Linked DNA regions of Homo sapiens: region 1 is linked to region 2. A link is a loop called in an ENCODE intact Hi-C map of the cell type or tissue named here. Cell type or tissue: tibial artery. All regions are shown on one strand.

Region 1 (4,000 bases), 160 kb before region 2:
AGATCAGGAGTTTATGAAAACCAAGCTGCAGAATCATACTCAGTCACGAGAAACACAACCGTGATCTCATTAGGAAGGACCGCCGAATACTGGACACTGCTGGCCACATTCTTCTCCTTGATGTTCTCTCCCACCCTCACTCAGTTTCCAGAATCCACCCTCCCACCTCCTTCTTCCTCTCTTCCATTCCCCTTGAAACCTGCGGAAGGCCCCATCCCTGTGTCCATCCCGAAAGGCAGATGCTCCTCAGTGGCCCTTGCCTCTCTTTGCTCACTATACATTCTCTCTGGGTGACAGCATTTGAATCCAAGGCTTCCTTGCCATGCTTGGATGAATAGATCTAACTGCTGGCTAATTAGCTTGTACCCCATAAGGACTCAAAAGCAGGATGCATTAATTTTCTTGACCATTGCATAGCTCATCATGTGTTCCCTGTCTCAAGAACGGTTCCACCATGCACCCAGACAGTTGGGCACCCTTGTCGCTCAGCCCTCTCCTCACCAGACACATCCAGCCAGCCACCAGCCCGGATCCCCTCATTGTCTCCTTCCCATCTCTTCAATCCCCCACCCCTTCCCTTGCCCAGGGCTACAGTCCTCAGGAAAGCCTTCACATCTCTCTCTCTAGACTGTTCACGTCCTCCCTGCTCCACTTGACATAAACCTAATAGTTCATTATAAGGGAAAATGGAGAGTAGATTGTCCTGGATACTGAAATGCAATCATGTCCTCTGCTTCCTTAAACACTTAGTCAATGTTCCTCCCTCTGTGCTGTCTTAAACATAAACTCCTTTGTATGACAGACAGGGCCCTTCAAGACCTATTTGTCAGCTATCAGCCCTGCCAGATCTCCACTATCCCAGGAAGGGCCCCAATGACAAAGCTCATGCCCCCTAAATAATCCCCTCTCTCCAGAGACGTCAAGTGTTTGCACGTGCACAAGCACTCACCGTGCAGAAACGTCTCATCCTTTCAGCCCTACTGAAATGCCAGCCCTGCTACTCAGTCTCCCCAGGTGCTGTTGAGTAGACGTGAATGTGTTTCTCCTCAACTCCCAGGCTTCACCCTCACCTCAATTGGAACAAATATTATCTTGTCTTTACTTGCCTGTGCATCTGTCTCTCAATGCTATTTAAGAGCAAGGGCCAAGATTTTTCATTTTCTTATCCCCACTGCTTTTCACAGTGCGTGGTTCACAGAGGGTCTCTTGATGGCACGCATGCCTTCATCAAAGCTCCTATCATTTTGCACAGCAGTCATTGTTTATACATCTGTTTCCCCTGCTAGGCCAGAGAGACAGAAACTCTAATGCATTCATCCTTGTGGATGCACATCCCATAGCACAGACCATTGCTTGCTAACTACACACCAAAATGGTTACCAGACATTAAAACTTACACGTACGCCCGTGCCAGCATGATTGTTCTTGGATCTGCTTGGATTTTTTAATTACCAGATAGGATGATGACCAGTATAGGCCAAATCTCCAAGGCCAGTTGGAGCTGGAGGACCTGGTCTGAAGCATTCCTTCTAGAAGCTCCTTTCTTCAGGCTCTCCATTTATGGAAGCTTCCTCGGCATCTGGTGCCTAATAAAGCTTGGTCTCCTCTTTCCTCATGGCACTGGTTCAGCAGCACATCCAGAACGCGCATCTGCATTGTGTCAAGAACTCTGCTTATTCTTCATAGAAACAGGCTACTTAACACAACCGGACCTTCAGACAACTCCGGCCACTCTCACGCCGAAACACCTATGCATTCACTATAAAACCTAGGTCTGTCATCTGTACAGTCTTTCTGTTGGGGTCACATTCAATGATCTTTTGGTCAAGGGCAAGGGCATTCATTCCCAGGCCAGATGAAGCTTTGCGCAGCACTCTACAGAAGACCAGACACAGAAACATGTACTTAGAGGTGCATTTAACTCAGTGCCTCTAAACCAGAGATTGCAAGCTGGTGGCTCAAGGGCCAGAGTTGCCCAGAAGACGTTTATTTGGCAGGAGTGTATTCAAGTCTTCAAACCCCAATGCCTTTAGAATGGACACCTCTTCCTTATTTGCCTCAAGCCCCAGCAGTCCCTAGTGCTTTGCTCCTCCTCTGCCCAAGAGACCCACCCAGCCCTTGAAGACACAAGACTGTGACTCCACCTAGACCAAGTATGCTCCGTGAGCTCCAAAAGGACCCCAAGGGACTGAGGCTGAGGGGGGTCTCTGAGCCACCATCGCAGTGGCTGCCCTGGCTGCCAATACATCCCCTGTTATCACACATTCAACCCACTTTGAAATTGTCTAGTGAGAATCCCACTCCTGCTCCTGGAGCCTAAGGAGGCCTAAGCCTTGTGCTCAGGGAGGTCACAAAGGGAGTGACCCCGAGAGGCTCCAGAATGGTGCCCTTTCTCTGTACATCAACAATTAATTTGGGTTGGGGTTTGAGTAACAACTTCAGCCAAACAAGGGAATCAGCTGAGTCCTGATGAGGCTCCGCAGACAGTGCCTCCACTTCCACAGAAGACAGCCAGGCTGCGCGGCAGAGCCTGCTGAGCTGCACCCCGCTATTTTTAGTGCTGCTCTCTGCCACGCTGGCGAGGCTGTCCTGCTCAGTGGCAGGCAATGCGTTCCATGTGTGCAGGCTGGAATGCAGCGGCTGAACCAAGGCCAGCAGCAGAGCCTGTTTCCTTAAAAGGCAAGAGAAATTCAGATCACATGGCCACAGGGACAGGAGCATGGATCCTGGGACAGGAACGGATTTCCATCCTAGAGAGCTCTTCAGGGGCAAGTGAACTAACAGAGATCTGCTTATGAACGTGCTGTAGGTGAAAATGGATTTTTATATTGAAATTCAAATAAGTACAGGGATTTGAGCCGATTGTTCCATTGCATTCCGGTCGTCTCAGGAAAAGAGGTCCCTGTGTGATTTATTTGTGGCAGAGACCCTAGAGCCACTCATATAAATTCCCCTCAGACACTGACTTCACAAATCAAAGCTGTTTGGCCAGCTGGTTACAGCCTGATGTTAAGCAGACTCAGGCCTCAGCTCAAGCTTCTCCCAGGGCAACCTCGTGGAAAGAAACAGTTTTCTGAATATATTCTAAAACAGACTAGAATAGAATAGAATAAAACAGAATTAGAATATATTCTAATTTGAGACCTTTATTCTGAATATCATTAAACACGCATAAGTTTTTTCTGGAAACGGTTAATATTTATCTTTCTTATCCTGAAGTTGCATCTTACACTGAGTAGCATTCGTTCCCCCGCCCCATGAGGTGGGAAATTCAACAAACGACTCATTGTGTATAGATAAGGGCCAGGCAATCTATTGCCAAAGTCCTCTTTTGCCTCACAGAAAAACAAAGATAGAGACACTCTTGAGGTCCTTCTGCACAGCCCTAAACTTGTACTCAATCTTCGTACTGTTTTCCAAATCACTGTCTTAGGTCACAAGCATTAGACCTGGCCCAGGAATTAATGAAGGCCACCAGCAAATGAAGAAGACAGGAAAAAAGTGTGGTTAGGATGATGGGCACAGACCCCCAACATTCAAATCTAGACAGTCAGCAAAGTCATGTCTAGTTGAGGCAGTCAGGTTGACAGTCACATAAGGACCCAGTTTTCCTGTCCCACAGTGAGGAAACCACAATAGACTTTACGTGTCATTAAGTCTTATTACTTTAAGTGCTTCCCTTAAACAAAAACTAGAAAGCTTTGTTTCTGTTGTTTTGCCTCTTTTGGAAACTGTCAAGGGAGTTAGTAGGGAAGGTGATGCCTATACCTATGCCTATATAGGGTGAACTACAGACTCTTAAATGTCACTGATGACTGTGTGTCATGGCTGCATACACATGAACTTATACGGGAGCAGTGATGAACGCAGTCCTCCCATATCCTCCCCACCACAGCCCTCAGGTTCCCGCGTCTCTCCACAGGGGTGGGCTTAATTAACCTAACAGGGGTTCCGGTTGTTTTTGTTTTTTGTTTTTTGTTTTTTTGACGAAGTCTTGCTC
Region 2 (4,000 bases):
GTGGAAGGCAAAGGGATCAAGCACTTCTTCCTCCTTGGAGGCTTCCCAGACTCCCTTTGCCTCCCAGATGGCCAGCCCAGAAGCCCACGTGGCCCAGGTGGTCAGATGGCCTGGGGTGCGGTAGAGCCTCACACCACCGGCTGCTGCTCCTTAAGATGCACTTACGATGCCCCAAAAGCCCAGCAGCCCGGGCCAGAGAGGGCTCCTGCACACTCAGAAACCCACCCGGGCAGTGTGGTGGCAGCCCCCAGCAGGACACTTGTCTGCCCCTCCCGATGCCTTGCCCGCCTTTGCCACCCTGCTCTATCCCGAACACCAGCCACTAGGGCCTGCACCAACTGCCCCTTTGGCACCAGCTTCCCAATGGGCTCAGCCAAGAGGGGCCCAGCAGGAGCCTGGGGAGCAGGAAGAGAGAAGCCTGGCATTGACCCCATCTCCCTCCCCGCCTGCAGTGGCTGCAGCTGCCCGGACCCCACAGCTCTGGGGGCACCTCTCTCAAGGCTCCACACTCCACATTCCAGACACCGAGCCCTCATGTGCCTCTCTCCGGCCCGAGGCGGCAACAGCTCTTACTGCGGCCCCTCCCCGGGGACGTCACCTGCCTTACTGTTTCCTAACTCTGCCCACACCTTTGTCAGATGTCCCCGCGGCAGCAACTCTGCCACCTCTCTCCTGCCCAGACCCTGGCTGGCAGGAGGAGGACATGCAGGGGAACCACTGGAAGCCAGGAGGAGAGAGTTTAGGCTTAGCTCCCAGGCTGGAGCCCTTCAACTACCAAGTCTCACAGCCCAATGCCCTCGCTTCAGGGTCCCGTTGGTGGAGGCAGGGCACCAGGCAGACCAGATGGGGCAAAACCCAGGCCACCGGGGCTGACGGCTGAGCGTCTAGACCTCAGACCTTAGACCCAGGTAAGGCAGCAGCACCAGGGAAGCCCTAGGGTAGGAGGTGCCCTCGGGTAGGAGGTGCTGGGTGAGAACGGTTGGTGAGAAGAAGCGCCTCCCAACCTCTCTGCAGCTTCCTCACTAAATGGCTTGGAACTCAGGATATATGTTCCCACAGCCACAGTGGCCCCAAGTTGGTCAGGCTGTCAGGCGGCTCCAGAAACCACACACCCCATGACATGAGGAAGCCACAGACAGAGACACCCAGTTTCCCACTGTTTCCTTGGAAACGGCAGGCCCAGATCCAGCTCATCCACCCCCCTACTCTCAGCTAGAAACAAAGCCTGGCAGCTTCCCCTGGCACTCCCGGCCCACCTGGTCCACCCACTGGCTGACCCCAGCCTCTGCCCTGCAACTGTGGCCAAAAATGATGCCCCTTCAGCTTGGCCCCAGAGCGGGGCAGGGGCCAGGCTTCCAGGGGTAGCTCAGGCCAGAAAGGGACGAACTGGGAGCTTGGCCTTCCCAAGCAGTAGTGCTTGCTAAGGTTAGGGTTGGGGTTGGGGATGGGGCGCAACCCTGGCTGGAGAGCCCCAGGCGGCTGTGGGTGGGTCCCTGGAGGCCTCTGCAGGCCTGGAGTTCCTGGGGCTTGGATGGGCAACGGTCCAGGGATCTTGACCTTGTATTTGAGGATGGTGGGAAATCCCAGCACTTCCGGCTCCCCGACCCCAGGGACTCCCCTAGCAGAACTCAGGGAGCAGAAAGCCCAATGGTGCAATGCGATGCAGGCCCCCCTGCAAAGTCATTCCCCAGGGGCTGACCACGCAGAGGCTTGGGCCGCCGATACGCCAGGCAGGGGCATTAAGAGTGGAGAATTTTTTTAATTTGATACTAAACACACAAAAAGGCATTCAAGTAATTTGTGGATAAAGTCTGTTGGATGGAGGGGCCCAGCGCTGGATTCCCACAACCACTTATTTATGGCTTAGTGTGGTTTGACTTTGAATCCCACAAAAGGGCGGGGAGGAGAGCGGCCCCACGGCTGCGTAGCGTTCGGGGTAAAGGTCCTAGTGGCCACTGATTCCCGGCAGCCGCTTGCTGTAACGAGGGGCTCCCGGCAACATGACGTGGGGCTGGGGGGCTCCATTTCCAAGGAAACAATGCGTGGGCGCGGGGCTCCGAGGCCCCGGGGTCCCCGGGAAGGGCTGGAGGGCCGGGGGCGCACATCTCGGGTCTCGGGGTCCGGGGACGGCAGACGCGGGGGCGCGCGGAACTGCGGCCGGGGCAGTAATCACCCCAGGGCCGCCCAGGCCGCGCCCAGAATGGCTCCGAGGCGGGGCCGGGCCGCGGGGGGCGGACGGAAGGGCCGGGGCGGCGCGGGGAGGACCCTCCCGAAGCCCAGCCGGGGCCCTGAGCTCAGAAGCCTGGGAAACGGAGGCCACGCCGGGCAGGAGCCGAGCTCGGTTTCACCGCCCCCAGCGGACCGACCGCCCCGCCTCCCAGGACCCCGAGACCCCGGACCCCGGCCCGCCCTACAAGCAGGAGCTTTGGCGGCGCGCCCGGCTGCAGCCGTCGGCCTCTGTCGCCCCCTCCCGGAGCGGAGGAGTCACGGCGGGAAACAGCCCGAAGCCGGCGGGGCCCCGAGGGGGTCCGCGCTGCCTGCCCGGGGACCCCTTTTCTTGGCAGAGAGGATACTGACATCGGTCTGGAGGCCGTACGTCAGTCCCGGGGATGTCGGGATCAGCCTTGGAGGATGCCCTCGATCTTTATCCTTTCCTATGTCCCCAGTCCCTGGCAAAAGGTAGTAGACCCAGGGGAAGGATGCAGGAAGCGAGGAAAGGAATTCCCATGCCATGAGCACCATCCTAGAGGTGTTGACACACAAACACGCGCGTGCACACAAATCCTCTAAGGTAACCACAACAACAGAACCTATGAGCCATTTGTGAATACGCCGGCACTCGGAAGTGCTGTGGACACACTCCTACTCCACCCCTGACTCACTGCGCCTGCCTCTCAGACAAGGACCCATGCCTCCCTTCAGTCCTCTCTGAAGTGGGGACCGTACTGGCATCTGCCTCATTTAGTAGCTGTGAGGATTAAATGTGGTTGAACCCGTAAACTCGCTTGAACAGCACCTGGCATTGAAAGGATTGTAGCTGGCACCCTCCTCCTCATCTTCCTCATTCAATCAGTTAGGAATGCATTCAGCTGCAAGCTCAGGAAACGCAACCGACAGTTGCCTAGATGTGCAGGTGTGTTTTTCTCCCATAACAAGGAGTTCAGAAGTCGCCTGTCAGCCTGGGAGCACAGCTCAGCGATGCGTCAGGACACTGGGCTTTCTTTCCATCCCCAATCCTCACCATCCTATTGCTGGTCTCCTCCTGGTTGCCAGATACTTGCTGTAGCTGCAGATCTCAGATTCAAGATCCAGGCAGGAAGAAGGGAGAAAGGACAGGAGGTAAAGGGCTTTCTCCTAGTAAGGGTTTCCTGTTTATTCTGGAAGGGACAGGAACCTCTTGCACTTCGATTGTCCAGAAGTGTCCATGCAGGTTATCTTCACTGCAAGGGAGGCTGGAAAATGCCTATTTTTAGTTGAAGTCCTTGCTCCTCTACCTGGAGTTAGGGTTCTGTTAGCATACGAGGGACATGGTTATTGAGTAGACAACTAACGGGACCTGCCAGTGTGCTGTTGCATGGTCTACCTAACCTCCACTCTGGAGACAGAGAAATCAGTGCCCAGTAACGCTGGAAATCTTGCCCAAGGTCACACAGCTAGTGGGTGTGACATCCCAGTCTCCTGATTCTAAGTATTAATGTTCTGTAAATCAATGACTTGACATTGATTGTTGAGGCATTTTTATGGCATTGGTTTTGAAGCACTGATGTTAATTTATGAAGCGTATTTATAATAACTGCTTTAAAATTCTTACCAGATAATTCTACCATCTGATGCATCAAAGTATCAACATCTATTTATTGTCTTTTCTCACTCGGGTGGTTTTTTTCTGGTTCTTGGTATGACAAGTGGGTTTGTATTATATTCTGGTCATTTGGTTATTATGTTCAAACATAATAAAAGATTATTACAAAACATTAAAGAATATCTCCTGTTGTAGATA

What was found. Peaks named below come from ENCODE experiments on the same cell type or tissue, not always from the same donor. Only the 100,000 strongest peaks of a DNase experiment are listed, where the experiment ranks them.
Region 1: a loop joins it to region 2, with 3.0 times the contacts of the local background. A loop is called at or near these places in 5 of 110 quality-filtered maps.

Annotation. Positions count from the first base shown.
Region 1 is chr2:237,312,755-237,316,754 of GRCh38, forward strand. No RefSeq gene overlaps it. Among named protein-coding and RNA genes, the nearest start is that of COL6A3, 99 kb to the right of the region's middle. RefSeq lists enhancers at 423-3,876, 2,476-3,076. In tibial artery, a CTCF peak has its summit at 2,496; a DNase peak (open chromatin) is centred at 2,592; H3K27ac peaks cover 4,000 bases.
Region 2 is chr2:237,473,125-237,477,124 of GRCh38, forward strand. No RefSeq gene overlaps it. Among named protein-coding and RNA genes, the nearest start is that of MLPH, 12 kb to the right of the region's middle. RefSeq lists silencers at 2,063-2,472, 2,493-2,572. In tibial artery, a CTCF peak has its summit at 2,468 (motif pointing left); DNase peaks (open chromatin) are centred at 827, 1,547, 2,467, 2,937 and 2 weaker places; H3K4me3 peaks cover 1,454 bases; H3K27ac peaks cover 2,473 bases.